Regions from separate parts of the Homo sapiens genome. Here region 1 is linked to region 2. The links are chromatin loops, found by intact Hi-C in ENCODE. Cell type or tissue: Calu3. All regions are shown on one strand. Links, peaks and the distances in the headings refer to the core of each region. The heading gives the core; the rest is flanking DNA. Region 1 overlaps TBL1XR1 (TBL1X/Y related 1). Region 2 overlaps LINC02015 (long intergenic non-protein coding RNA 2015).

Evidence for each region. Peaks named below come from ENCODE experiments on the same cell type or tissue, not always from the same donor. Only the 100,000 strongest peaks of a DNase experiment are listed, where the experiment ranks them.
Region 1: a loop joins it to region 2, with 4 times the contacts of the local background. A loop is called at or near these places in 1 of 110 quality-filtered maps.

Annotation. Positions count from the first base shown.
Region 1 is chr3:177,126,113-177,129,031 of GRCh38, forward strand. The region is part of intron 1 of TBL1XR1 (TBL1X/Y related 1); the gene reads right to left. It also overlaps the pseudogene RNU6-681P. Among named protein-coding and RNA genes, the nearest start is that of TBL1XR1, 70 kb to the right of the region's middle. In Calu3, for the core only: no CTCF peak of the experiment used is centred there; no DNase peak of the experiment used is centred there.
Region 2 is chr3:177,822,953-177,825,871 of GRCh38, forward strand. The region is part of intron 1 of LINC02015 (long intergenic non-protein coding RNA 2015); the gene reads left to right. Among named protein-coding and RNA genes, the nearest start is that of LINC02015, 7.5 kb to the left of the region's middle. In Calu3, for the core only: no CTCF peak of the experiment used is centred there; a DNase peak (open chromatin) is centred at 1,319.

The DNA of each region.
Region 1 (2,919 bases), core at 261-2,760, 700 kb before region 2:
GTGAGCATCAGTTACCGCATTTTTAAAAAGGTAGTCATTAAGTAGAAGTGGCTCTGTCAAAATAAGACCTGTTAAAGCACAGGGTGCTGAATCCCACACCACTTTCTGACTCAACGGCTAGATATGGGATTCAGCCAAGAATCTGCATTTCCAACAAGTTAGCAGGAGATGTTGATGCTGCCAAGGATCACACTTTGAGAACTACAATACTATGCTGAATCATCTAACACAACAATATTCTTTTTAAGACCAAAAAATGGTAATATTAATAATCCAATCATTTGTTAAACATCGGTTATGTAATAAAATTAAGATACATCAGAGAAGCTTTAAATCATCAGGACTTTCCCAGTGTTGTTTGCTCCAATTAGTACATCTTCTACTAATATGTCCATAAGATGCCTTTCAAGTCCTACATCCATGAAGCCTTCTGATTCCTCCAGCTAGAAATAACTGCTTATTCCTTTGAACCTAAGTCATCACTTGTAACACCCATAAAATACTGCCAACTTGTATTACTTGTTCAGCTATTCACATTCAAGACTTTCTCACCTACTAAACTAAGTTCCATGGTAGCCTACTAACAAGCATTTTCATATCCCTCAGAATTCTTGGCACTGGCTCTCCATAAATATTCAATAAATATGTCTTTAGCAAATAATTAAAATCAATATATCCTTGATTTCATCCCCCATTTTCAGCCAAAAAAAAAAAAAGGGCACAAGTCAAGCTTTTACAGAGAAATGCCCAAATCAAATCCTTTTCAAGTGACTGTACATAATGTACGGTTGTAATATTTAACCATCTAAGTTTAGGCTTAAGGAATAAGAGCATTAGAATGGCAGTTTTAGCAAAACCCAGTTTCAGCAAAAACAACATTCAGTTGGTGAACTAACCTACAGTTCTCTTCTCATAAAATGCGTTCAACAATACAAAAGTTTGATTGTTTTAAAGAGTAATCTGCCACAGATTATAATCAATGTGGAACCTGCTGCCCAAGTATAATTCTTTCCATAATGTATTATTACATTAAAAAACCCTTTGTGTTATTCTATGTATCTCAACATACTGCCACCTGACCTACATACAGAAGCTCAACTTGTATATCTAGTTCCCAAGTCCCTTGAGTCATTTCTTTTATGGTATCTCTAACATCATATAAAACAGCACAGAATTGCAACATCTTAAAAGTGTTTAAAATTATCTGTAATTCTCAGTATCATTAAAAATTCTTCTACGATATAACTCCTTCTACTATCCTTTCATCTGTCTGCCCTTTATAGAGTGTGAAGAAAAAAAGAACACAGGGGACCTAATGTTATTTATCTCCAAAACCTAAAAACACAGTATCTGGTATAGCAGGTGCTCAAGAAACACTTTGGATTGCAATCATTGTTGTTACTTGCTATCTTGTATACTATTCTTCACACAGCTCATTAGACTACTAGTATCAACATCTGGCAATTTAGGGAAGACCTGAGATCTATAACAGCTGCAGATCAAGTCCTAAGTACAAGAAAAGGGTATCAAACATGCAGTTCTATTTAATCTTCAATGGACCTGAAAGTTAGAAGAGACAAGGAAGAATTCACTGTCTGAAACACTATTGAGTCACTTTAAGGAGTTTGGGAGGTTTTTTGTTTAAACATATACCGGCAGTTCACATTTTGGATGGTAGTGTGGGAATGTAAAAATCACCAAGATTTGAAACTGAACAAGGTGATCTTAATCAGTGTGAATTGTTCCATTACTTTAAAAACTTGGTCAAGATATTAAAAACATTTACTATCAGTTATCAACGTATAATCAAAACATTGTAAAACGGGCCGGGCGCAGTGGCTCACGCCTGTAATCCCAGCACTTTGGGAGTCCGAAGCAAGCAGATCACTTGAGGTCAGGAGTTCGAGACCAGCCTGGCCAACATGGTGAAACCCCCATCTCTACTAAAATGCAAAAATTAGTTGGGCGTGGTGGTGCACACCTATAGTCCTGGCTACTCGGGAGGCTGAGGCAGGAGAATCACCTAGACCCAGGAGGTGGAGGCTGCAGTAAGCCAAGATCACACCACTGCACTTCAGCCTGGGTGACAGAACAAGACTCCGTCTCAGGAAAAAAAGACAAAAAAAAAATCATTCTTTTAGTACACTGTAATTTAAAACATTAGAACCGATGTGAACTGTTTTATTTCTTGGTAAATGGCTTATTGAGAACTTTGAATAGCAACTTTTGTTCTCATATAACTTATGACACAGAGAGCAAGCATCTTTTCTGCTTTTTTGGAGACAGGGTCTTTCTCTGTCATCCAGGCTGGAGTGCAGTGGCACAAACACAGCTCCCTGCAGCCTGGATCTCTCAAGCTCACGCGATCATCTCACCTCAGTCCCCCAAGTAGCTAGGACAACAGATGCATCCCACCACGCCTGGTTAATTTTTGTATTTTTAGTAGAGATGGGGTTTTGCCATGTTGCCCAGGCTGATTGAGAACTCCTGAGCTCAAGCAATCTGCCCCCGTCGTCCTCCGAAAGTGCTGGGATTACAGGCGTGAGCCACCGTGCCCAGCCTGAGCCACCAAACTTGGCCACTTATGACACAGAGCAAATATCTTTTCTATTTCTTGGGGAAATTTCTTGGGGCATTTTCACACAACTCTCTAAAGCTTCTAACATTTTATCCTTGAATGTTGAATGTCATGAAATATCTCTGATAGAGTTCCTTTATTGTGAAGTTTTTGGCCAGTGACACTTCCTATGAGGCCATCGTCTTTTTCATCACAGCCACTTTCCTCATTTATGTCCATAAATTCACCTTCACTAAGTTTCTCCAGCTGCAGATTCTCGCAACACTCTCCCCATCAGCTATTTCTTCTATAACTCCACTTACACGTGATTCAAATTTCATGTTCAGCACGGTCATTTTTAG
Region 2 (2,919 bases), core at 100-2,599:
CAGAGTCAGCAAAATAATTATAAAAATACTTTCCAAATGCAAACTGCAATAGACATGCACAGTAACAGCTGAAAACAATATATACATCATAAAGCCTGTTTACAATGGAATTTTAAAAGGGTGAATGTTTGGTTTGTACTTGTTGAAAGCTTGTATAACTCACTCCTAGGATGGACCCGAAACTGTCTTCTCTCTGCAACTATTCTTTACATTAAAACCAAAAATAACAACAAAAAATTACGCTACAAGTCTTGATGTTCTGGCTCAGACACCAAATTCCCTATAAAACTAAAAGTGAAGGGTGAGGTGAGACAAAATTTTGGCTTAAAGAAACACCAGTTGAGAAATGAAAGAAAGTACTGCTCACTTTTCCCTTATTTCTTCTATGTAAATAAGTTTCCTCATACAATTTATATAGTATTGCTTTAAATATATGGGATCTTTAGAAATCATAGAATGTTAAAAATATCAATATGTGTAAATGGGTACTCACTTCACATAATAGGTACTCAATAAATATTAGCTACAAAAGATAAAAACAAACTATAAGACATCTTTGTAGAGACAATTTGCTCAACCTTCTTCTCTCTCCCTTTTTTTTTTTCTTTTTGAGATAGAATTTCACTCTTGTTGCCCAGGCTGGAGTGCAATGGCATGATCTTGGCTCACTGCAACCTCCGCCTCCCAGGTTCAAGTGATTCTCCTGCCTCAGCCCCCGAGTAGTTGGGATTACAGGCATGCACCATCATGCCCGGCTAATTTTGTATTTTTAGTAGAGACAGGGTTTCTCCATGTTGGCGAGACTGGTCTCGAACTCCCAGCCTCAGGTGATTGGCCCCCCTCGGCCTCGCAAAGTGCTGGGATTACAGGTGCGAGTCCCTGCACCCGACCAACCCTCCTATTTATAGCTGAAGAACTGAGGGCTAAGTGGTTGAAAGACTTGCACAGCTCCTACACTGGCCTGCTGAAAGCCAGGGCTGCAACGCATTTCTTCTCACAGGTTCAGAGACTCCTGTACCTCATCACTGTTACAGAACCTCTCTGGGCCTCAGTTCATCATTTGATAACAAGAGTAACTCAACCTGCCCAGGGGTTATCCATCAAAGGCAATCGAGGTTGCAAGAATTCCTTTAAAATTTTAATTTACAGTATAGCACCTTGCAGGTAGCAGGCACTCCATAAATCTCTGAGGAATGGAATTTGCTGAAGAACAGTGGCAAAGGCTAGCTCTGATTCATTCCCCAAAGCTCATGGTGCTTGTCCAAACTGTTTAATCAGGCTTATGCAACCAACTCCTCTGACCTTTATTACGGGGTGGGTGCAATCACATGCGCTGTGGGAGGAGGGGCAGGTGGCCTCGGCCTGATCAGGGAGCACTAGAATGGGGACAACATTTTCTATTGTTCAGAAACTAAAAGGACTCTGCTTGACCCCAGTGTAAGCCTTTCACTGCAGTAGTTGGGAGCCAAGCTTTCTCTTCCAACCTATCTGTCCTGGCGATCTTCATTTTCTCTGTTTTTTTCCTAAGACAGAAATATCAGCTAGAAGGCATTTCCCTCACTGGATTCATCCAGCCCTGATGTGAGAGTGCTGGGGGCAGACTGAGATCATGTGTGATGCCTGTCAGGCTGCCTGCCAGGCCATGTATATTGTTTTGGTGGACTGGCTTCTGCAGGAACATAGAGAAGACATGGGAATAGATTCTGAAAAGGGGGGTGGGGGACAGGAAAAAATGCCAAAAGCCCACTTAATACTGAAAAGTCTTACACTTCCAAGTCCTTGTTACTGCTGGCCAGAGAATGGGTTGTTGCCCTGTGTTTTTTTTTTTTTTTTTTTTTTTCCCCAGGAAAGCTGCCACGGCTTTTCTTTATTCAATAAGTACATGACTGCATTTGGTGAATTGTGTTTACACGTTCTGGTGAAATGAGATTTTAAAAAGAAAATGAATCAGGGAGTGTTTTTAAAGAGCACAGAGTGAGGAGAGGAGGTGGGGAGCGCTGCTGCCAGTCCTGTTCTGTTCTCTGCCTTTTGTCATCCTTCCCCCTCTGTATCTCTCTCCTCCATCTTCTCCTCCAAGGAATCACTATGCTCCTGGCAGGACATCCCTGGCGTCTGTCAGGGGAGAGAAGGAGGAGGAGAAATAGGAGAAGGAGAAGAGAAGAAAAAACAAAAGAGAAGAAAAGAACATCACAATTGACGTTGGAGAGTGATCTGTGCTAGGAGGAGTTCATCTCTGCACTTCCCCATTGGAATGACAGTCTCAACTTTACCCCAACTAGCCCCCCACCTTACATGAGCTGTAGGATCGACGTCGAATCTCTTGGCCTCTCTGAGCCTCAGTTTCCTCAGCTATTAGATGAGGATAATACCTGTACTGTTTTTGCCAGAGTGGTTGTAAGAAAGAAATGAGAAGCTTACGAAACCATAAAGCATGATGCCAGTCAAAAACATATAGTGATTTATATCTTAAAAAGATTTATTAGTCCTGGCACGGTGGCTCACACCTGTAATCCCAGCACTTTGGGAGGCCGAGGCGGGGAGATCACGAGGTCAGGAGATCGAGACCATCCTGGCTAACACGGTGAAACCCCATCTCTACTAAAAATACAAAAAATTAGCCAGGCCTGGGGGCACATGCCTGTAGTCCCAGCTACTCAGGAGGCTGAGGCAGGAGAATGGCTTGAACCTGGGAGGTGGTGGTTGCAGTGAGCCAAGATTGCACCAATGCACTCCAGCCTGGGTGACAGAGAGATACTCCGTCTCAAAAAAAAAAAATTATTAATATTCATTATTTATTTTAGAGACAGAGTCTCGCTCTGTCGCCCAGGCTGGAGTGCAGTACGATCACAGCTCACAGCAGCCTCAAACTCCTGGGCTCCAGCGATCTTCCTGCCTCAGCCTCCTGAGGAGCTGGGACTC